Linked DNA regions of Homo sapiens: regions 1 and 3 are each linked to region 2. A link is a contact called in ENCODE Hi-C or POLR2A ChIA-PET data. All regions are on one chromosome and are shown on one strand. The core of a region is the stretch at or near the end of the contact, and the rest is flanking DNA. Distances in the headings are between cores, read along the strand shown.

Region 1 (3,896 bases), core at 761-3,260, 420 kb before region 2:
CAGCTCCTGGATGCAGAACTGCTCCTGCCGGGCCAGCACCTCGTTGTTGAAGGTCGGGCAAGGGGAGCTTCCCCCGCGGAACAAGTCTCCATCCAACCACAGCCCAAACCGGCCACTAGAGAGAAGAGGACAGTCTTGGTGCGGCTCACTCCTGTGTGCTGAAACCCCCAGGCTCTGCCACCAGCATCAGCTCTTGGCCATGCCAGGACGGCAGCCCAGTTTCACCTGTCTTATCGCCCCTTAAAGCAATTTATACTGAATTATTGGGGACTCAGCACATTGTTCCCCATGGGGTTAAGAGCTTTATTTATTTATTTGTTTATTTATTTATTTATTTATTTATTGAAACGGAGTCTTGCTTTGTCACCCAGGCTGGAGTGCAGTGGCACGACCCTGGCTCACCACAACCTCCACCTCCCGGGTTCAAGCAATTTTCCTACCTCAGCCTCCCTAGTAGCTGGTATTACAGGCCGCCCACCACTATGCCTGGCTAATTTTTGTATGTTTAGTAGAGATGGGGTTTTGCTATGTTGGCCAGGCTGGTCTTGAACTCCTGACCTCAAGCGATCTGCCTGCCTTGGCCTCCCAAAGTGCTGGGATTACAGGTGTGAGCCACTGCGCCTGGTCAAGATGGCAATTTTTTTTTTTTTTTTTTTTTTTTGATAGGAGTCTTGCTCTGTCGCCCAGCCTGGAGTGCAATGGCGCGATCTTGGCTCACTGCAAGCTCCACCTCCCGGGTTCACACCATTCTCCTGCCTCAGCCTCCCGAGTAGCTGGGACTACGGGTGCCCACCACCACGCCTGGCTGATTTTTTGTATTTTTAGTAGAGATGGGGTTTCACCATGTTAGCCAGGACGGTCTCGATCTCCTGACCTCGTGATCCGCCCACCTCGGCCTCCCAAAGTGCTGGGATTACAGGCACAAGCCACCACGCTCGGTCCAAGATAGCAATTCTTAATACAAAAATTAGCCGGACGTGGTGGTGGGCAACTGTTGTCCCAGCTACTCGAGACGCTGAGGCAGGAGAATCACTTGAACCCAGGAGTCGGAGGGTGTGGTGAGCTGAGATCACACCACTGCACTCCAGCCTGGGCGACAGAGCGAGACTCTGTCTCAAAAAAAACAAAATGGCAATTCTTTAACCAAAGCTAGTACATCTCAGGGTGCAAACTCTGAGAGCCCAAATGCTTCAGAGCGTCCATTCTAATCCCCTTATTTGACAGAAAACCTCGGCTGAAACCAGGAAGTGAATTCCTGCAGATCAGCAATGGCTGATGTGTTCTGTGCCAAGCTGCCCCTCAGTGGAGGCTTTTCAGGCAGTTGGGAGAGCAAAGAATTTGCCTGGTACTAATCAAGCAATGCTCTCATCCCCGCCCTCAGGATAAGACGCATGCCCCCTGAATGTGAAGGTCACACCAGGATGAGATCAACTTTTTTTTCCTACCTCTCTCTACCCCGTCCTCACCGAGGGAGGTTCCTGCAATGAGTTATGTCCCCTGCAATTCCTGGGCTGGTGGAAAAACGAGGCACACTCATCTCTTGACGCTAGTCTCATCCAACCATGTGGAATTCTTTTCCCAAAGTTGCATACATTCAGACTAAACTGTCACCAGCTGTAACACTTCAGTGGGGGCACTCATGCATCCTTTCTCCTTAATACTGGCTTAGCGTGAGGTTGAGGGGGTTGGCTGGGAGGCTGAGCAATGAGGGGAACGGCCTGAGAGTTCCCCACTAGCCTCGCCATTGCATCAAGGGCAGCCTAGCCCAGCAGTTCGGCAGAGGGAAAGGGACCAGAACACAGACCGCCCCAAGACTCGGGAAGACTGAGACACTCACCTGCCACTGCCCATCATCAGTGAATCCAAGTCTCCCTTCACAAAGAAAGAGTTGCTTCCAGTCCACTTAAAGACCTGGGTGATACATAGGGAAAGGCTCAGGTTACTAAGCGAGCGAGTCCCGCCCTTGCAGTTTGACCCCGAACCACTGGATGGCAGTGTTGTGGCGGGAACAGCATCCAGGCCCCAACCGAGCCGCAGGTGGGACTCCGGGCTCAGGGATCTTGGGGTTTATCTTCTCAGTCTCCTTGGAGTCACCACCGCATGCCCTCTAGTTTGAATTCCTACAGCCTAGAAGCCTCTTTGTTCTAGAATAGGACAACGACCCCTGAGGCTTCCTGCTTCCAAAGCTGGAGGGAGGAGGGGAGCAGTCCAGGCCAGGAGTGGGAACTGATACTGCCCTTCTAACTAACTCTCACCCGGACAACACCAGCCCGCCTGCTCTTCAGTGCTGCCTCACATCCAGCTCATCAACAAGCCTCGCAGCTCTAGACACAGCGGGCCTGCCGCCATTTCTATCCCGTCCTCTGCCTGGATCACAGCCTCCCAGCTGGTCCCTCTGCATCCACTGTCTGTACCTACAGCCATACCCACACTGCAATCTGCGTGATCTGTTCTACGTCCAAATCAGATGTTATCTCTCCTCTGCCTAAGTCCTCCAATGGCTTCCCATTGCAATGGGGATAAAATTCAACTCCTTAACAATGGCCAGAAGTGCAGCCTGGGACTGGCGCAGTGGCTCATGCCTGTAATCCCAGCAATTTTTTAACTAGCTAGGTGTGATGGTGTGCACTTGTAATCCCAGCTACTCAGTAGGCTGAGGCGGGAGGATCACTTGAGGCCAGGAGTTTCCTCGAGGTCAGGAGTTCTAGACCAACCAAGGCAACATAGTAAGACCCTCCCCTATCTCTAAAAAAAATTTTTTTTCTCTCTCTTTTGAGACAGAGTCTCGCTCTTTTGCCAGGCTGGAGTGCAGTGGCGCAATCTTGGCTCACTGCAACCTCCGCCTCCTGAGTTCAAACGATTCCCCTGCCTCAGCCTCCTGAGTGGCTGGGACTACAGGCACGCACCACCACGCCCGGCTAACTTTTTGTATTTTAGTAGAAACAGGTTTCACCATGTTGCCCAGGCTGGTCTCAATCTATTGACCTCGTGATCCGCCTGCCTTGGCCTCCCAAAGAGCTGGGATTACAGGCTCGAGCCACTGCGCCCGGCCCTAAAACAAATTTTTAAACCTAGCTGGTCACAGTGGTGTGCACCTATAGTCCCAGCTACTGGGGAGGCTAAGGTGGAAGGATCACTTGAGCCCAGGAGTGGAGGCTGCAGTGAGCTATGATCGCACCACTGCACTCTAGCGTGGATAACAGCGCAAGACCCCAACTCTAAAAAACAACAAAAAAACTGTCAAAACTTAAAAAGTGCAGCCAGCTCTAACCCCTGATTTTCTCTCTGGCCCCTTCTCCCCCTTATTGACTACACATTAGCCACACCAGTCTTTCCATCCCTGGAACACCCAAAGCCCATTCCTGACCTAGAATCCCTCTGCCCAGAATGCTCTTCCCCTAGATCCTCAGAGGGCCCACCTCTCATCCTTCAGCCCAAATATCATCTCAGAAATTTCCTGGACCACCCTATCTGAAGTAGCCCTTCCTCCCAGACCCTGTTTCATTCCTCTTTATTTATTTATATTAAGGACGTTAAGTTCCGTGTGGCCTGTCTTCTTCCTGGCTGTATTCCTGGAACATATATATTTATTGAATGCAAAAATTATTCAAGAGTCAAAATAGTTTTAAAGGGCTGCAAAACGATAGGATGTTATTGCCTTAATCAGTGGCCCAAAATGCTGTGAGCAACCAAAGGGTTTTTAGCCGGAAAACAGACTAATAAAAGATACGTCCTATGCTCAGGAGAGATGAGATCATATTAACAAGTGACCACAAGGGGACAGAATCATTCAAGTCCTCCTCTACTTTCTCGAAGGACATGACCTTTGACCTGAAGGAGTAAGATACACGTTGCTGTGGAAGGAATTGAGACCAAGTTCATGGTGCCGTTTGGAA
Region 2 (3,858 bases), core at 438-2,937:
CCATGCCCAGCCTCTTTTGTTACTTTTGAAGTTCGGTTTGCAGAGACTTATGCCTTGGCTTGCTTTATACCAAGATGCTCCAGGATAAGGGCTCACGGGCTGCAACAGTCTAGACCTAAGCCACAGGCCCAAACTACAGGGACCTGAAGTGGAGAGGGCCCAGGATGCAGGTTAGGAGCCTGGGGTGGATCCTGGCTAGATCTCGGTGTGCTGCTGCTGCAGACTCTGGGAGGTCAGAAACTAAGTCTTTAAGGCAGCTCTGTCTGTCAGTGTTTCCCCAGGGCCAGCTCACTGCCAGGCACAGAGCAGCACTTAATAAATATTTATTGAATAAGTAGCTCAGCCACAGTGAGCTTGGTCAAGCCTCTTTCTACCAGTGAACCTCAGTTTCCTCTTCTGAAAAACAAGGATGATAAGAATAGTAATACTTTCCAAAGTTGGATAAAGATCTACTGAGATAATGTGTATGAAAGTGCTCTGCAAATCAAAACAAACTAAACAAATATTAAAGATCCAGAACCAACGTGCTGAAACAAAACAAAAAGAATGAATATACGGGAGAATGAGCAAATTTACGAGAAAGCAACTGGCTCCAGATGGTCATCAAATGAATTACTACAATGGAAAGGGACAGCATAGGTCACTCTAGTCCACTGTTCCAAAGTCCAAATAGCATTTCTCAGGCCACCTCTGTTCCAAAGGAGCAAAAAATCTCTCAAAACCTTTGTCCAGATTTTGGTATGACGAACACGGTTACAGTTACAATTGTACCCTGCATACCACTGGGCTCAGAGTATCTGCCAAAGCAAACTGGCATACAGATGCTGGGTGTTTGCTGGAGGCAAGGGACCAGCAGGGTGAGGGGCACCTGGAGGCTGTGCCTGCCATGTGGTTGCTCTGCCTCATGACCAAGTTTGTGTTCAGAGGAGTGTGGGCTGCACACAGAGAGAATGATTGGCTGGGAGGCCTCGGCCAAGCCATCAATTTCCTGGCTGTACACTGGGACCAACCACTGCTGCCTCCCATGGTAGCCACTGTGTAAGCACTAGTCCCCTTCCCTTTCCCTCTGCCCACTGGGGATTCCTGGCTGCAGCCTGAGAAATGAGTCCTAGCCTCCGTCACTTGGCTCTCCTGTGCAAGGCACCTTGGAGACAAGTCCCTTCCCGCCTTTGTGGGTGACTGATTGCGTTGGCTGGGCCCCTCTCTGGTGGGGGCTGGCTGAGAATTCCAACAGACCCAGTGGTGGACATGCCTACTATCAGACTGGACATATACACAGCACAACTCCGGAACCTTCTCACAGTCCAGTGTGTAAAACTGCTTGTGTGAGGGTCCCTAGCTCCTCTGACTCTTCCACCTTTAAGGAATTCTAAACTGGCACCCTGACCTTCAGGATCCTTAGAAAGCAAGATTTGTGGGCTTTTAGGATAAATGTGCTTGCTCCTAATTAAAGGGAAAGAAGGCTCAGCCCCTTGGGACCCTAAAAGCAGGAGTTCCCTTTCCAAGAAGCAGAGCTGAGCTGTGGGAAGAGACACGGTTTGGAGACAGTTGGCCTTGGGCCTGAGCTACCTTTTCCTTATCTGCAAAACAGGGATGGGAAGTCCATCTGCCTCTGGCTTATTGTACAGATTTCATGAGCGCCCTTGTGGAGCCCCTGGCGCAGAGCCAGGCAAACAGCAGGTGTACAAGAAATGTGCTCAGACTGCTACTTCCTGCCCCAAACCAGCAACACCCAACATTTTCCCTTCTGGCCCATCAGAGCGCTGGCCAAGCTTTCCTAAGGGAGCACAGCATCCTCTGCTACCCCAATTGGCTCTTCCCACTCCCATGGGCCCCACCCAAACCTCACCCTCTTGTGTCATCTGGATGCCTGCAAAGCCTCCTCCCTGTTGTGATTTTTATTCATTCCAATTTACCCAGCCTGATTCATCCTCTGGAAAGTCTTCCAGTTGTGCTACCTCTGCTCTAAAACCTTCCATGCCTCCCCAGTGCCTCTGCTTTTCAGCTGTTTAACACTGCCTACAACCTCCTGGCTCCACCCAGATTTTCCAGCCAGAGCCCTGATGCCTCAGCAAAACTAGCATACTGCTGTTTCCCTAAATGCACACTTATCATCCAGCCATGCCCTCTGCACCCACCTCCCTGGAATGTCGGCACCACCCTCTGCCTCTGCAAATCCAGCTCCCCTCAAAGGGCTCTTGTTTCCTCTGGCTCATGCTCACTTCTTCCTTCTCAGACAATGCTTTTCCTCAGCAGACGCTTAATTACAGAGTGTCACACAGTCTCTCATAATTGTAGGCTTGTCTTCTTGTCAGACCATAAGTTCCTCAGGGCAGAGACGCCTTGTCTGTCTATTAATCCCCATCCTCTCAGAGCCTGGCCCAGGGCTAGGAAGGCAGGGCCGAGAGAAGGGGGGGGGAGAGAGAGAGAGAGAGAGAGAGAGAGAGAGAGAGAGAGAGAGAGAGGAGAGAGAGAGAGAGAGAGACAGAGACAGAGAGAGAGAGAGAGGAGAGAGACAGAGAGAGAGAGAGAGAGACAGAGAGAGAGAGAGAGAGAGCAAGAGCGAGAGACTCGCTTTGACCACTTGGGACCACTTCTCTTGCTCCTATCCCATGAGGAAACTGTTCACTGGCCAAACCAGACCTCAGGGCTCCAGGCCAGTGATGTACAGAGACGAGGGAGCCCGGGGGAGGGAGGCAGAGATGTGGCTCTAGTCTTGCTCTGGGATCCTAGGCATCCCTACCCGTCCCTGGGCCTGCCTCCATGCTGTGGAACAGCCATGTTTTAGCTCTAGAATGTGGCTTGTATTTCTCTTTAAGGTAGCCTTGGTTTCTAAGAATGGGTGGGTCTGTCTGTTAACACAGCTGATTCCAGCACAGGTTGAGTGAGGAAAGGCAGCCACAGTCAGGTCTGGGAAATCTGGGAACCCGAGAGAGATTTACACCACACACCTCATCAACCTCATTACATTCCTGTAAGGACTAGACTTCATTCCTGCTCAGGTGTTCAATTCCACAGCCTGCACCCTGGCCCAGTCTGACTTGACAGTGCCTGCTGCCAGGACCAAGTAGGGGAAAGGTGACTTGCTTCTGAAAACCACCAATCCCCACACAAAACAAAGCTGATGATGGTGATGACTGCCATTTATTGAGGGGCTGTTACTACACGAGTTCTCATTTCCATCCCAATCTGATAGGGAGGAAAACGGAGGTACAGAAAGCTGACTAATCCAAGGTCACACAGCAACAAGCTAGGCTGTCATGCAAACCAGGGTCCTCTCAGTTCAGCTTTTCCCAGGTTGCAGCCGACAGGCTCTCAGCACCAGCATCCTCTAGAGAGCTGGTTTAAAAACCTAGGGGCATGTGATTCCTGCCCCAAGACCTGCCAAATGAGAGTGTCTAGGGATGGAGCTTTATAAAGACAAGAAACCCAAATTTTATATATGAGAAAACTGAGGCACAGAAAGGTGGCGTGACCTGCCAAGGTCATGCCGTAAGCATCCTCAGGAGTCCTGCTGGGACTCCAGAGCCAGCAAGGACAAACTTCCTGGGGGAGGTGGCATTTGACAGTGTGGGCCTCTAGGGGAAGAGAGGGCACTATAGGGGAAGAGGACAGCATTAATAAAGGCTGAAGCGGGAAAGGACAGGCAACAACTTCTCAAAGTGGCTAGGGGAAGGAAGAAATACATACAGAACCACGATGACAGCCTTCCCGCAAGAGCCCATCTGAGCTTCTGGGAAGAAAGCCTGTGTGGCATTTACAATCTGCAGGTCTCCAGCAGTGGCCCTCTGGGTGTGTCTGGTTGCTGCTCAGGATGAGAAAGCCACGGGAGGTGGTGACTCAGTCCCCACCCAGCCT
Region 3 (3,807 bases), core at 793-3,292, 360 kb before region 2:
CCTGTAATCTCAGCTACTCGGGAAGCTGAGGCAGGAGGATCCCTTGAGGCCACAAGTTCAAGACTCTCCTGGACCACATAGTGAGACCCCGTTTCTTTTTATTTATTTATTTATAGACAAAGTTTTGCTCTTATTGCCCAGGCTGGAGTGCAGTGGCATGATTTTGGCTCACCGCAGCCTCTGCCTCCCTGGTTCAAGCAATTCTCCTGCTTCAGCCTCCCAAAGTGCTGGGATTACAGGCACCTGCCACCACGCCTGGCTAATTTTTTGTATTTTTAGTAGAGATGGGGTTTCACCATGTTGGCCAGTCTGGTCTCGAACTCTTGACCTGAGGTGATCCACCTGTCTCGACCTCCCAAAGTGCTGGGATTACAGGTGTGAGCCACTGCGCCCGGCTGAGACCCCGTGTCTACATAAAAATGCAAAAATTAGCCAGTTGTGGTTATGCATACCTGTAGTCCCAGCTACTCAGGAGGCTGAGGTGAGAGGATTGCTTGAGCCCTGGAGTTCAAGCCTGCAGTGAGACATGATTGCACCACTGCACTCCAGCCTGGGAGACATAGTGAGACCCTGTCTCAAAAAAAAAAAAAAAAAAAAAAGCCTCAGGTAAATGAAAAGGCATTCCTGAGAACAGGGTCTTCCCAGCTTTCTGGGGCTGTGCTGTGATACAGATGCTGAGAGCTTGCGGTACCTAGGTTTGGGTTTTGGTTCTACTGCTTCCTTCATGAGTTTCTTGGTCTCTTTGTGCCTCAGTTTGCTCATCTGCAGCGTGGCAGTGATGCGATAGGAACCTGCCTGTCTCTAGGGTTGCCCTGCTGTGAAAGTCGGGTGGTCAGTGGGACTTGCAGTGGGGGCTCTCCTCAGCCTGCTCACATCCTTCTCTCTCCCACCCCTGCACAGGTCTCTAAGGACATCTCCATGCGGCTGCATAAGGAGCTCGAGGTGGTGGAGAAGAAACGGGCGCGGCTGGAGGAGGAGAACGAAGAGCTTCGTCAGCGGCTCATCGAGACTGAGCTGGCTAAGCAGGTGCTGCAGACGGAGCTGGAGCGACCGAGAGAGGTGAGGACCTCATGCATCCAGCAGGGCCAGCCTAGGGCAGGTGGGCACATGCAAGCCCCCCCAAGCCAGTGTCTCTGTGAGCCCCCGCTTGTGGGAAATGGGCAGCTTATGCCTCCCTGGCAAGGTTGTTTATTCATTCATTCCTCCAACATGCATTTCCTGAGCACCTACTGTGTAAATTGTGTGCTGGACACTAAGGTTACAATGGTGAACAAAACACACCCAGTTCCTGTCCTCAGGGAGCTCACGGGGTAATGAGAGAGAGAGTCATTCATCAAAGAACCACAGCCGCTGTGGGAGGATTAACTGAGAAAACATGCAACAATGTCAGGCATGGGGCTCAGCCCTCTGTGCCTCAGTTTCCTTACCTATACAATGGGGCAGTGGTGCCCTGAGTCATTGTGAGGACCAACAGGAATAACGCATGTGGAGTGGCTGCAAGAGACTGCGAGATCCTGCCATTTGGTGTGAAGTCAGTGCAGGGGCTGGGTCTCAGGCCAGTGTCTCTGGGGTACTGGTGCTTCCCGAATGTGACCCTGAGACACATTCCTGTCTGTGTTTGTTCATGCCAGTTCCTCCCCTGGCAGACCTTCTCCTCCTGTTGTGTGTTGGGTATACAGTGTGTTATGCGCCCTGCTTGACAGTTTATCTCAAACATTTTCATGCTAACAAGGTTGCGATCATGCCCATTTTGTGGATGAGCAAACAGCCCCTGAGAGAGAGGGAGGGACAACCTCAAGGCCATGCAGGGCTCAGGGGGTTCTGCAGAATGCCGGCTAGAAACCATCAGCCTAGGTGTCCCTTAAAGGCTGGAATCCCCCCATTCCAGGGTTCTGTGTTCCAAATGGCCTGGGGTGGCTTCTGGCCCTAGAGGCAGAGCCAGGCCTTAGCTCTCTGCCTGCTGATGAGATATGAGGATCGTGCATTCTTCTAGGGCACACTCCTCGCTGCAGGCGCTGCCTGCCTTCCTCCCCCGAGGGCGAGCCTGCCAGTGTCCTTGGACTGAGACACCACAGCCCAAGGCCAGAACATTCCTCCAGCCATCCTTCCCACTGGGTGTGTTGGTGTGATGTGCCAATGCCCTCTCAGTGTGCAGGGAGAGGAGGCGTTTGCTGCTAAGGGTGGCTAGCCCCCTCCCTTCATTCAGCTGCCCACCCCCATGGCCTGGCCCATAACACGGAGCACCATCTTCACACCGTCTTGCTGCTGCAACCCTTGATAGTGAAAAGGGGAGACAATTTCTGAAAGCATCTTAAGGTCACGGTACAAGTAATGAAACTGAGGCTCAGGAGGAACAGCTTGCCTGAGTTCACCCAGCCTCTCCTTAGCAGAGATGTGGCTGGAACCCTGAAGCCACTTCCCCTCTCTAAGTCTCAGTTTCTTTATCTGTGACATCAGGATAAGCAAGCAAACAAACAAGCAAAGCCTGCACGGTGGCTCACACCTATAATCCCAGCACTTTGGGAGGCCAAGGTGGGCAGATCTCTTGAGCCTAGGAGTTCGAGACCAGCCTGGGCAACATAGTGAAACTCTGTCTCTATAAAGAATGCAAAAATTATCCAGGTGTGGTGGTGCCTGCCTGTAGTCCCAGCTACTTAGGAAGTGGAGGCTGCAGTGAGGTGAGATCGCACCACTGCACTCCAGCCTGGGAGACAGAGTGAGACCCTATCTCCAAAAAAAAAAAAAAAAAAAAAAAGGGGGGTCCAGGCACAGTGGCTCACGCCTGTAATCCCAGCACTTTGGGAGGCTGAGGTGGGTGGATCACCTGAGGTTAGGAGTTCAAGACCAGCCTGGCCAACATGGCGAAACCCCATGTCTACTAAAAATACAAAAAAAAATTAGCTGGGTGTGGTGGCGGGCACCTGTAATCCCAGGTACTTGGGAGGCTGAGGCAGGAGCATCTCTTGAACCTGGGAGGTGGAGGTTGCAGTGAGCCGAGATTGCGCCACTGCATTCATTCCAGCCTGGGCGACAAAAGTGAAACTCCATCTCAAATAAATAAATAAATAAATAAATAAATAAATAAATAAAGCAGGATGATAACTGTACGCAGCCTATGAGGTTGTTTAGGATCATTAATAAGATTATGTAGCCATAGAATACTATGAAGAAATTAAAAAGAATAAGATAGTATGGCAGTTCCTCAAAAATTAAACATAGAACAATCATATGATCCAGCAATCTCACTTCTAGGTATATCCCAAAAGAATTGAAAGCAGAGACTCAAAGAGATATTTACACACCCGTGTTCATAGCAGCATAACTCACAATAGCCAGAGGGTAGAAGCAACCCAAATGTTCATCAACAGAGGAATGGATAAACAAAGTGTAGTACACATGTATAATGGAAAACTATTCAACCTTAAGAAGGAATGAGGCTGGGTGTGGTGGCTCATGCTTGTAACCCCAGCATTCTGGGAGGCAGAGGTGGGCAGATTGGTTGGGGCTAGGAGTTCAAGACCAGCCTGAGCAACATGGCAAAACCCCGTCTCTACAAAAAATACGAAATTTAGCCAGGCATCTTTGTGCATGCCTGTAGTCCCAGCTACTAGGGAGGTTGAGGTGGGAGGATCACTTGAGCCCAAGAGGTTGAGGCTGCAGTGAGCTATGATGGTGCCACTGGACTCTAGCCTGGGCTATAGAGTGAGACCCTGCATCGAGAGGGAGAGGGAGAAGGAGAGGGAGGGGGGAGGGGGAGGGGGGAGGGGGAGGGAGAGGGGGAGGGGGAGGGAGAGGGGGAGGGGGAGG

The links. Hi-C counts contacts between places; a loop is a spot of excess contacts on that map. ChIA-PET counts read pairs that join two places held with the same protein, here RNA polymerase II (POLR2A). Pooled maps may share reads with other maps.
Region 1: a loop to region 2 is called in a pooled map, with 2.8 times the contacts of the local background. The contact joins two enhancer-like sites. A Hi-C loop is called at or near these places in 5 of 37 single-sample maps with no recorded cell type and 4 of 50 pooled maps. POLR2A ChIA-PET finds 5 or more read pairs at or near these places in 1 of 52 experiments (activated B cell).
Region 3: a loop to region 2 is called in a map of ascending aorta, with 2.6 times the contacts of the local background. The contact joins two enhancer-like sites. A Hi-C loop is called at or near these places in 1 of 168 maps with a recorded cell type or tissue (ascending aorta), 2 of 37 single-sample maps with no recorded cell type and 9 of 50 pooled maps. POLR2A ChIA-PET finds 5 or more read pairs at or near these places in 4 of 52 experiments (activated B cell, activated CD8-positive, alpha-beta memory T cell, activated T-cell and 1 more).

Annotation. Positions count from the first base shown.
Region 1 is chr20:36,885,470-36,889,365 of GRCh38, reverse strand. TLDC2 (TBC/LysM-associated domain containing 2) reads right to left here. Exons shown (of 7, transcript NM_080628.3): 5 at 1,838-1,911; 6 at 1-115. Among named protein-coding and RNA genes, the nearest start is that of TLDC2, 11 kb to the right of the region's middle. RefSeq lists an enhancer at 1,456-2,178. Within about 2 kb of position 2,010, at least 9 of the 41 ENCODE cell types and tissues checked have a DNase peak (open chromatin) inside an H3K27ac peak, as active enhancers do.
Region 2 is chr20:36,465,625-36,469,482 of GRCh38, reverse strand. All of the region lies in intron 7 of DLGAP4 (DLG associated protein 4), which reads right to left. Among named protein-coding and RNA genes, the nearest start is that of MYL9, 74 kb to the left of the region's middle. RefSeq lists enhancers at 1,799-1,848, 3,623-3,858 and a silencer at 3,683-3,858. Within about 2 kb of position 1,687, at least 27 of the 41 ENCODE cell types and tissues checked have a DNase peak (open chromatin) inside an H3K27ac peak, as active enhancers do.
Region 3 is chr20:36,826,306-36,830,112 of GRCh38, reverse strand. MTCL2 (microtubule crosslinking factor 2) reads left to right here. Exons shown (of 15, transcript NM_080627.4): 3 at 901-1,059. Among named protein-coding and RNA genes, the nearest start is that of MTCL2, 35 kb to the left of the region's middle. RefSeq lists enhancers at 1,891-2,000, 2,501-2,560. Within about 2 kb of position 2,042, at least 6 of the 41 ENCODE cell types and tissues checked have a DNase peak (open chromatin) inside an H3K27ac peak, as active enhancers do.